Linked DNA regions of Homo sapiens: region 2 is linked to region 1. Evidence: chromatin loops called from intact Hi-C (ENCODE). Cell type or tissue: chondrocyte. All regions are shown on one strand. Links, peaks and the distances in the headings refer to the core of each region. The heading gives the core; the rest is flanking DNA.

Region 1 (5,783 bases), core at 1,117-3,616:
TTATGTTTAATATAGTCCTTTTATTTATTTATTTTGAAGACAGAGTCTTGCTCTATCCCCCAGGTGGGAGTGCAGTGGCATGATCTTGGCTCACTGCAACCTCCCCCTCCTGGGTTCAAGTGGTTCTCCTGCCTCAGCCTCTCGAGCATCTGGGATTACAGGTGTGTGCCACCACGCCCGGCTACTTTTTGTATTTTTAGTGGAGATGATGTTTCACCATGTTGGCCAGGCTGGTCTCGAACTCCTGGCCTCAAGTGATCCACGTGCCTTGGCCTCCCAAAGTGTTAGGATTACAGGCATGAGCCACTGTGCCTGGCCTAATTTTTTGTATTTTTGGTAGAGACGGGTTTTCACCATGTTGGCCAGGCTGGTTTTGAACTCCTGAGCTCAATCGATCCACCCACCCCGGCCTCCCAAAGTGCTGGGATTACAGGTCACCACACCTGGCTATATTTAATATAGTTATTGATGTTAAGCTGCGACATATTTGAGGGATCAGAGGGTAGATTCTGGTAGGCAGCTTAATGGCTACCTGAGGATGTCCACGTCCTATTCCCTGGCACCTATGAATACGTTACCTTACATGGCAAAAGAGATTTTGCAGATGTGATTAAGGTTACTGACTTAAAATGGGGAAGATTATCCTATCCTGGATAATCTAGGTGGGCCCAATCTAATCACACAAATCCTTAAAAGGGGAGAACTTTTCCAGGCTGGGTCAGAGAGATGAGATGGGAGGAAGAGGACAGATTTGAAGTGTGAGAGGAACTTGACTGATAGTTCCCGGCTTTGGTTTTGAAGATGGAGGAAGGAGGTCCCAAGCCAAGGAATGCAGCATGGGCCTCTAGAAGCTGGAATGACCCTCACCTCACGGCCAGCAAGAAATCAGGGAACTCAGTCTTACCCGAGTGAGCAGGAAATCGATTCTCCTCTGCAGCCTCTATAGAGAACACAGCCTGTCAACACCCTGATTTTGGCCCAATGAGCCCTGTACCTCCAGAAGTGTAACGTAATAAATTTGTGTTGTTTTAAGCTATTAAGCTGTGGTTAATTTGTTATGGCGCCAAGAGAAAACTAACATGACACATACTTCTCTATATATTCTTCCCTTCTAGAATTACCTCTTCCCAATTTTCCTTTTTTTTTTTTTTTTTTTTAGACAAGGTCTCCCTCTGTCACCCAGGCTGGAGTGCAGTGGCACTATCTTGGCTCACTGCAGCCTCCACCTCCTGGGTTCCAGCAATTCTCATGCCTCAGCCTCCCGAGTAGCTGGGATTACAGGTATCTGCCACCATGCCCAGCTAATTTTTTGTGTTTTTAGTAGACAGGATTTCGCCATGTTGGCCAGGCTGGTCTCGAACTCCCGGCCTCAGGTGATCTGCCCACCTCGGCCTCCCAAAGTGCTGGGATTACAAGTGTGAGCCACCACTCCTGGCCCCAATTTTCCAATTCTACTAGTCTCAAACTCTGTTTTCTGTCCACTTCAAGTCAATCAAGCGATGGCTCTCTGCAGCTGGAGCTGCTCACTGATTGGGGGTTGCCCTCATGTCAAAAGCCATAAACTCACAAATCCCAACAATTTTCATTCATTTTTCAAGGGTGGTTTTCCTACAGTTTCTGCCTTCTTTTGATCAATCTCTAATACCTTCACACATTATTTTAAAAATGCTTTGCTCAGATTGTATAATTTTTATTTTATTTTATTTATTTTTTTTGAGACAGAGTCTTACTCTGTCGCCCAGGTGGTGCACCACCTCGCCCACCTAATTTTTTTCTCTTGTTTGGTATTTCTAGTAGAGACGGGGTTTCACCATGTTGACCAGACTAGTCTCAAACTCTTGACCTTAAGTGATTCGCCTGCCTTGGCCTTCCTAAGTGCTGGGATTACAGGAGTAAGCCACGGAGCCCAGCCAGATTGTATAACTTTTATCTGCAAGAAGATTAGTCCACCGTTACCAAAAGCTGGAACCTCATTATACTCTTCTGCCTACTTTCACGTTTGCAATTTTCCATAATTTAAAAAGAGAAAAAAAATTTTAAACGCTCTAGTGGGATGTTTTAATTTTACTTATTCTCATTAATCTGAAGCCTAAAAATGAGTTGCTATCTCTTAATGTGACAGTTGAAATAAAAGAAACGGAATAAAAGGGGGAGTTTTCGAAGCCTTTGATGGGGGAGGAAAGACCCCAAGCTTCTCTCCTTAGAGGGAAGGAATCCTTACTTACAGGTTAGTTCCACCACGTGCAGTTCCTCACAGTGACCAGCAGGGGGAAAAAGTAGTTTTGCGTTTCCGATGGATCCCTGCGCCCCGCTGCCAATTCCCCAAGCAAAGGGAAGCGAGGGGAGAGCGCGGAGCCCCCGATTAGCGTTCGGAGGAACTGGCCTAGAGGGGCCACTCGGAGCGCAAAGGCCCCGCGAAATAGAATATCTATACGCCCAGCAACCCTCCCTTTCGAGGCGCACGGAATAAGTTGGCTGGAACTCTCCGCTGACCGCTCCGCCTGGGACTCAGGGTTGCAGCCGCACAGAGCTTCCTCCGGGGCGCCCAGGGCGGCGCGAGCAGGAGGGGGACCCAGTGTGGCCGCGCCCGGGAACTCGGGGGACCAGGTGAGGCTGCGCCCGGGTCCCAGTGGGATCCAGATGAGCGTACGCCCAAGCCCGCGGGGGACCAGGTGAGCCCGCGCCCGGGTCTGAGTGGGATCCAGGTGAGCCAGCGTCCAGCGTCTCCAGGGTCTGGGGCAGGGTCGTCGGGCTTAGGACTCAAGCAGTCAGCGGGCAGAATGGGTTGGCGTGGAGAGCCAGACGCGCTCAGGATCCAGGCGATGGGCCTGGGCATAGCCGTGTCTGCAAGGGCTGTCGTCAGGGGATCGTCGAGAGGACCTGCTTCTACCTAGTGGATTCACAGTACTACCCATAAAAATAAACCCTGCTAATGAGACGGTGTGTGGGAAGGGGGTGGGAGCATGGTCATTTTATTAGAGCTGAGCATTAATAATTTCCTTGAGGACCTTGGGCAAACTCTTTGTTTTGAAGCCAGTGGAGGCCTGGGTCAGTGTCCCTGAGTTCTGAGTTAACTGCGTGGACAAATGATGAGAAACAGCCATCACTTTAGGGATGTTTTAAGAGAAAGTCGGTGTGTGCTGAAACAGTGAGTTAGAGAGACTGGGAACAGAAAGCAAAGACCAGAAAGACAAGAAGCAAACATATGGGAAGTCAAAAAAGGAAATTGCCTGGAAATAAAGCCAGATGGGTCTGGCAGGAGTGCTGTCTTGGTTGACATCTGTGGGACATGACCCTGGACAGATCACTGGAGTCAGAGGAGGTCATTAATTAAGAATCCGCTGGTTATCCTTGGTGTTTTAAGGTTACCACGGTAGAAATAGAAACGTGTGCAGCACATAGTCAACAAGTTTTGGCAAATGACCAAATAAGATACAAACATTTAATTGGATTAGGAGATCAGTTGCAAAGTGTTGTGTTTCTATGCCATGATGAACATTCAGAGTGGAATCTCTAGAAAAATGCTTTGTGTAAATGATTAGACTGTAGGGCTAAGGTGTTGCAAAACAGTACAGTAAGTTATTTACTCTTTTTTTTTTTTGAGACGGAGCCTCACTCTGTTGCCCAGGCTGGAGGGTAGTGGCTTGATCTCGGCTCACTGCAACCTCCGCCTCCCGGGTTCAAGCAGTAAATTATTTACTTTTAGTCTCAATAATACTGTGTGTATCAGTAATAATCTAATTACATTTATTTCAAGAAGGTGTCCATTTGTTTTAGACAGGTAATTACTAGTTTAAAATAGATGGGAATATAAAACATTCCGATAATTTGAAATATAGGCTAAAGTCAAGTAAAACATTTGCAAAACCATACATGAAAATGGTAAAATAAGAGCAGACCAAGTTCAGCTAGTTTTCAAAAAAATATAGAATGCCACTCTTTCCCCTGTTCTTGTACTTGAGGGTTGAGGAGCTGTTTGTTGTTGCAGGCTCACACCTGTGTGTCCGAGTCAGGCCTGCAAAACCTGTGTGTCCCACTTCTCAATTTACCCAGTTCTGGGGTCCTTCTCTGCACACCTGTGAAAAGACATCTTATTCTTGTGGTTTAAAACTTGCCGGCCGGGCGCGGTGGCTTATGCCTGTAATCCCAGCGCTTTGGGAGCCCGAGGCGGGTGGATCACGAGGTCAAGAGATTGAGACCATCCTGGCCAACATGGTGAAACCCCGTCTCTACTAAAAATACAAAAATTAACTGGGCGTGGTGGCACATACCTGTAATCCCATCTACTTGGGAGGCTGAGGTAGGAGAATCACTTGAACCCGGGAGGCAGAGGTTGCAGTGAGTCGAGATCGTGCAGTTGCACTCCAGCCTGGGTGACAAGAGCCAAACTCCGTCTCAAAAAAAACCCAACCAACCAGCCAAACAAACAAAAACTTGCCTATACTGCTTGGTGTTTTAAAAAATTTGGAAGGGGGAGGAAAAGACAGGTTATTCTTCCATGAATCAGACACAGCAACTGAACCTCAATTGTTGGGGAGGGATTGATTGCTGAATGAAAAAACTAGGTGGGAGGCAGGAGGGGGTGGATATGATGACCTCATTTGAACTTTGCATGCTATTTCTTCTTAAACGGTGAGGAGTTTAGAAAAAGTACTCAAGCTTAGTTTTGGCGGAAAGGCATTAATAGTATTTTCTCAAGCAGTGTTTGTACAGAATTATTAAGGAGCCCCCTAACATTTTCTCATAAGCCCCCAGGAACGGATTCCTTGTACCTCAGAGGCAAGGTACTTGCCAATAAGCCTTTAGCTTGAGGCTTGCTGTAATATATTTTATAAGACTGTAATGGAACTTAGCAATTTAATCAGAGTATGTGCTTCTCGTTATATTCTTAAAAAATACAACGCATCAGCAAATGTTGCATTATGGGCTATGAAATTCCTTCTGTTAGTTGTTCACATTTTAGCCTGTGCCCACTGTGTTTTGTATGATGGACAAACCAAATAATCATTATGTAAGTAAGGTAGAGCTTTATATTTTTTCCAATGTGTAAACACTCTGTAAATAGGCAGTCCTTGGTGGGTGTGGCAGCTCCCCTAGCTCATCAGGAACCTGGACTCCTCTCTTTCTTCTCTGCTATCCTCAGTGTGTAGTTCTCATCTTTCAGGCTGCCTGGTGGTTGCAAGATGACTGCTGAAGTTCTAGTCATGACACTCATGTTCTAGGCAGGAAGTAGGAAGAAAGGGAGAAGGTAGCTGAATACAATTTAACAACTTCCATTTAAATTTTGTGGTAGAATGTCTGCAAAGATGGCTGCCAATAATTTTTGTAGGCTTAAGTCATTTTTTCCTGTCAAGAGGTATAGTCTGTTTCTCTTCTCCTTTAGTCAGGGCTGGCCCTATGACTTGCTTTGACCAATAGAATGTATTGGAAGGCCTTGCTAGGCTTTGCTGCTTCTGTTTACCCTCTTGGGATCCAGCTGCCATGTAAAGAAGCTTAGACTAGAATATATATATATATATATCTGGAATACAATGGTGTGAACACAGCTTACTGCAGCCTCAACCTCCCAGGCTCAGGTGATCCTCCCACCTCAGCTTCGATAGTAGCTGGGACTACAGGTGCACTTTACCATACTCAGCTAATTTTTTGTAGAGACAGGGTTTCGCCATTTTGCCCAGGTTGGTCTTGAACTCCTTGGCTCAAGTGATCCACCCACCTCGGCCTCCCAAAGTGCTGGGATTACAGGTGTGAGCCACCACAGCTGGCCCAGAGTAAACTATTGA
Region 2 (5,783 bases), core at 1,876-4,375, 560 kb after region 1:
AGAAACTTCATGATGAAATAAACTGTGTCTCAAATTTGAGAGGATGGGAGGAGTCATTTAAGGTATATACACGGGGAACTTAAAGTTTGTGGAAAAACAAAATTAAGAGATAAAAATTGAAAAATTAAAACTTTATTTCTCAACATAGGCTCCAGACACTTTTGTAAGTGATGAGACCCTCCTAAAGAACTGAGGGTCCTGGGAATTTAACCATGTCAATGCAGTCTTTTTTACATTATTAACTGACGAAAAAAATGGGTGCCCTTTACAGATTTTTTTTAGATTAGAAAATAAAAAAAGTCAGAATGAGCCCAATCAGGACTGTAAGATGGATGATGTCTAATGATTTCCCATTGAAACCTTTGCAAAACTGTCCTTGTTTAATGAGAGGAATGAGTAGCAACATTGTCACTGTGAAGAAGGACTCTCTGGTGAAGATTTCTGGGTGTTTTTCTGCTAAAGTTTTGGCTAACTGTCTCAAACCACCCTCATAATAAGCAGTGTTATCATTCTTTGACCCTCCAGAAAGTCAGCAAGAAAAATTCCTTGAGCATTCCAGAAAACTGTTGTCACAACCTTTGCTCTTAACCAGTCCACTTTTGCTTTGACTGGACCACTTCCACGTCTCGGTAGCCATTGCTTTGATTGTACTTTGTCTTCAGAATCACACTAGTAAAGCCGTGTTTCATCTCCTGTTACAATTCTTCAAGGAAATGCTACTGGGTCTATATCTTATTTGTTTAAAATTTCCACTGAAAGCTCTGCTCTTGTCTGCAGTGGATCTGGGCGCAATGGTTTTGGCACTCATAGAGTGGAAAGTTTGCTCAAATTTTTTAGTCAGAATTACGTAAGCTGAGCCACTTGAGACATCTGTGGTGTTGGCTATTGTTTGTGCTGTTAATTGTCAGTCCTTTTCAACTAGAGCATGAACAAGATCCTTTTTTCCCTTGCAAATTGATGTGGATGGTCTGCCACTGCAGGCTTCATCTTCAACGTTATCTTGTCCTTCTTCAAGTGGTTTATCTATTTGTAAACTGCTGATTTATTTGGGGACATCATCCTCATAAACTTTTTGTAAAGCATCAGTGATTTCACCATTCTTCCATGCAAGCATCACCATAAATTCGATGTTTGTTCTTGCTTCAATTTTAGCAGAATTCATGTTGCTCCAATAGGGGCTCTTTTCAAATTGATATCTTATCCTTCTTAGTGCCTCAAACTAGGTTCTATTCAGACATGTCATATCAAGTTGGTATGAGTTTATTTGCAAAAAATTTGAAATCCATGCATAGTTTTTCATAATACACATTTTCCATGAACTTTTTGAAGTTTCCCTCATAGAATAGCTTGAGCAAAAGCACAGAGATTCAAATGAGAATAGGACTCTGACTACTTAACCTACACGTGCAACCTTCTTCACATCTTTGAGCACATCTGTACATCAACAAAGCAACTCTAATTTTCTTCTGTAATAAAATACAACCATGTTTTTTAAAGGCAAATTTCTCACCATTTCCTCAAAATGTAGAGATGCGCAGTCCTGGCAGTCATTGTATTCATTACTGGTTATATTAATTACTCCCCAAATTCAGTCATAGTCCCACTAAATATTCTGTAACCTAAAGAACACATTGTAAAGTTAAGTTTAAACTATTTGTGTATAAAACGACAATGTGGAGAAAGAAGATGAAAATGGTTAGAACATAAAATAAACAAATGTATATAATAAGCAAACAGAAAATACACAAAGCTATTACTGTCCTTGGTTTTGTAATTTGTTGTGAAACTGAATATCTACCCCTTCCTTCTTCCATTAACTAGTCCACCTATCCTCCATCCTTAGCTAGAAACACAGCTTGCTGGGGTTCTCTACCCAGTATAGTGACCCAAACCTTTATTCCTGGAGAATCTAAGTTGTTAACCCTGACTTTTTTGGTTTCTGTAGTTTTCCATTAACCTTTACTAGTGGCCACAGAAGTATAAGAGGCATCCCTAGATAATTCCCTGAGTTTCAGACATAGTCCTTGCCCCTATAGTGTAGTAGCAACCCAAGTTCCTCTTGGTAACCATGATCAAGCACCTCCCCTATATAACTTTTTTATTTTCCAGTTGGTCCAATGGCATAAGAAGTCTAATATGTCTAGGAAGCAGTTTCACCCTCCTGAATGGTCCCATTCAATTGAAACACTGTGTCTGCTGGTAGAAGAATCCCTCCCTTGGGGACTATGACTTCCAAACCAGCATAGTTCTAAGTTTCTGAAAGAGGAAGAAAAATTCTGCAAATGGATTATTGGGTATAAAAGTGAGAGGAGTCATGCTCACTTTTACCCCTTGATGCCCAGATCCATGTAATCTGGCTATGAAGAAACAGCATCATATAATGATCTCAGATTCCAAGCATGTATGATACCCTGTAAGACAGAATGCTGTTGTTTTGGGGTGCTGTCTCCCAACTGACACCATAATTGAGTCTTCAGTAAGTGATTCCAACTTTCAGTTAGGCCAGCTGCTTCTGGATGTTGGAGTATGTGGGTGGTAAGACCAATTGATTCCTTCCATAGACATGAACTCATTGCTATCCTTCATTTGCTGTGAAATGAGATCCTTGATGAGAAACAATGCTGTGCAGAATACCAAGAAGATGACTAAGGCATTTCGTAAGTACATACATAGTAGGGCTAGCTGAAGAATAACAGGCAGGGAAGGTGAATCCATATTCAGAATATATGTCTATTCCAGTGAGGATTAATCTGTTTCCTCTATGAATAAAATGGTCCAATGTAATCAACCTGCCACCAGGTGGCTGGCTGGTTCCCATGGACTATTTGAAGGGCTTAGTGTTGCCCTCTTCAAACGGTGGAGGACCATTTGAAGGGCTTAGTACTGGCCTCTGCTGTTGACAAAGTAGGTACACATGGTGGTGTTCGCTAGGTCAGTTTTGGTGAGTGGAGACGGTCCCTGTTTTTGAGCCCATACATAGTCTCCATCCTTGCCACTGTGGCTACTTTGTTTACAGTCCGTTGAGCAAGCACTAGGGAAAGAGACTGACTTATATTCACCGAGAGTGTCATTTTGTCCACGTGATTGTTAGGCACCTCCTCTGTGGTACATAGCCTTGGCTCACTGGATAGCAGAAAAGTCACTGTTTTGCCATGGTAGTGAAACTTTCCTGAAATCTGCCCTTCAGAACTTACCAGAAGTCTTCCCTCTAGAATGCAAGAGACAGCCATTCACTGGGAGGCTTCTCACTGGAGGCACTCGGCTACAAAACTGCCCCAAAGGATGCAAGAGCAAACAGGGAGGAGCTGTTACTGGATGCTAGAGAAGCTGTGCGCACCAGACCCAGAAGGGAAGCCCTTCCTCCTGCAATGTCTCTCTAGCGCCTCCTGCTGACAAATTGTTAACATCACGCCTACTGTTAAGGAGCTTTTTTCTTATTTTTCCTCCTGTGATTTGGTTTATCAAACACTGTTTCTACAACTTAATATTAAACTAAGAAATTAAATGAACTCTCCCTCACACACATATGAATTAAAGGCAAATTTCTCACCATTTCCTCAAAAATGCCATTTCCTCAAATCCTCTTTCTAGGTAATAATTGTCAGAACTTGCAAGAAGTATGTTTTTATTTTATTCTAATTATTTTCCTGAGGGGCATCAGGATCAAATAGGAAGAACAGAGTCAGGAGATATGGGATCCAGTTTGGGTTCTGTCACTTAATAGCTGGCTAAATTGGGATAAGCATTTTCACTGTGGGGGTCTTTAGTTTTGTCATCTAGAAAAGAATGGAGGCAGAACAACTGCTCAGTGCATTGCTTCCAGTTTGCCTATTCTCATTCCAGTTTCCTGCTTCCGGGAAATTTTATGAATGTACAAAGTGAGTGATGATTAGTTATAGATCACATTGGTTTCCATTTCATCTCCTCCACAAGGCAGAGCCCTGTATTTTCCTGTGACTATAAATACATCCCATCATAGCCTTATATTCTGTTTACCATATTTTGTCGTGGTCTTTGCCAAGGGGTAGATTCCAAAGGCATCAGGCAGTTGGATAGAATGACTTGTATTCAAATTTGCGGTTTGAGTCTCTCCACCCATCACAGATGTTGCTTTCCCAGGTGTCATAATCCACCTTCCATCCAGGACTTGCCACCTTTCTTAGGCCCCTTCCTTCATTCTCTGCCTTAAGGAAATAGATTTAAAAGACCCACTTCATGTTACATAGCAGTCACAGAAGGGTGAATTTCAACAAATTACTAGCTGGCAAAGGCAGTGTGCTGGGTTGAATACCCCCAAAATTTGTGTCCACCTAGAACCTCAGAATGACCTTATTGGAAACGTACATTTTTTGCAGATGTAATTAATTAAGATGAGGTCATACTTGATTGCTAGGTGGGTCCTAAAGCCAACGACTGGTGTCTTTTAAAAAGATGATAGATACATGGAACCACACTCAGACACAGAGGGAAGAAGGCCATGTGATGAGGAATGTCAAAGACTGCCGGCAACCAGCGGGAATCATACAGACACGGAAGGCTTCCTCCCTAGAGCCTTCACTGAGGGTATGACCTTACCAACACCTTCATTTCAGACTTCTAGCCTCCAGACCCATGTGATAATAAATCCCTGTTGTTTCAAGCCACGAAGTTTGTGGTAGTTACAGTATGAATTTCCTAGGGAGGAAACTCATAGAGGAATCACCTCACATATAGCTGAATATTTAGTTCCAGTCTGTGGAGAACAAAATTGAAGATGAAAACATGGAGCCCCATGCCTTGGAAGAGAGGTGAGGAGCAAGACTTCATACGGGGCAGTGTGCTGAGCATCCAATGTTATAGCAGACCCTGAAGCTCCAACACGTCTGTTTCTCAGCATGCTTTACTGTCTTCCCTGACATGAATTTTCAGTATTGCGTGAGATGTATTCTCTTCATCTCTTCACATTCAAATTGTCATGAAGCCATTATGCTTTTTTTTTTTTTGAGACAGAGTCTTGCTCTGTCACCCAGGCTGAAGTGCAGTGGCACGATCTCGGCTCACCACAACCTCTGCCTCCCGGGTTCAACCAATTCTCCTACCTCAGCCTCCCGAGTAGCTGGGATCACAGGCATTCACCACCACACCCAGCTAGTATTTATTTATTTATTTATAGTAGAGATAGGGTTTCACCATGTTGGCCAGGCTGGTCTCGAACTCCTAACCTCAGGTGATCCTCCCTCCTCGGTCTCCCAGAGTTCTGGGATTACAGGCGTGAGCCACTGCACCCGGCCCCATTATGCTTTTTATTCCAAAATAAATCCTCCTCATGGATCATCTGTTTTCTCTGGTAACTATGCCTTTAAATCCATCTGAATAATCTTTGTTAAATTTCACATTTAACATTTTGACCTCATCCTTCATTTCCTTCCTATCTTACACTGGGCTCCCATTACGAATATGAATCAAACTTCACATCTTCTTGTTTCCAGTCCACTCTCATAAGCTCATTGCTATGAGCAAACTGACTCTTTTATCAATTTGTTCCTCTCCTTTTTTTATTATGTTTTTATGGAGCATGGACATAGACAGCACAAGGATAAATAAGACGCAGACGCTGCCTAACATGTACATGAGTGAAATTGACACATCATAGAAGATTCCAAATTTCTGTTGGAGAAAATGGGTGAATGGCAGTGCTAGTCCAGAAGATAGAAGATACAGGAGAAAAGAGGCAGGTAGAGGGAAAGAGAGGAATAATTCATGATCAGTGTAGGGTGTCGGGAAACAAGCAGTTATGTTAAGTA

What was found. Hi-C counts contacts between places; a loop is a spot of excess contacts. Peaks named below come from ENCODE experiments on the same cell type or tissue, not always from the same donor. Only the 100,000 strongest peaks of a DNase experiment are listed, where the experiment ranks them.
Region 2: a loop joins it to region 1, with 7 times the contacts of the local background. A loop is called at or near these places in 48 of 110 quality-filtered maps.

The regions. Positions count from the first base shown.
Region 1 is chr18:35,947,056-35,952,838 of GRCh38, reverse strand. It overlaps LOC105372066 (a long non-coding RNA gene), which reads left to right. Exons shown (of 4, transcript NR_188032.1): 3 at 40-161; 4 at 802-1,036. Among named protein-coding and RNA genes, the nearest start is that of MIR3929, 16 kb to the right of the region's middle. In chondrocyte, for the core only: CTCF peaks have their summits at 2,086 and 2,290 (motif pointing right); a DNase peak (open chromatin) is centred at 2,618.
Region 2 is chr18:35,384,301-35,390,083 of GRCh38, reverse strand. No RefSeq gene overlaps it. Among named protein-coding and RNA genes, the nearest start is that of ZNF396, 9.9 kb to the right of the region's middle. RefSeq lists a silencer at 445-739. In chondrocyte, for the core only: CTCF peaks have their summits at 3,131 and 3,393 (motif pointing left); no DNase peak of the experiment used is centred there.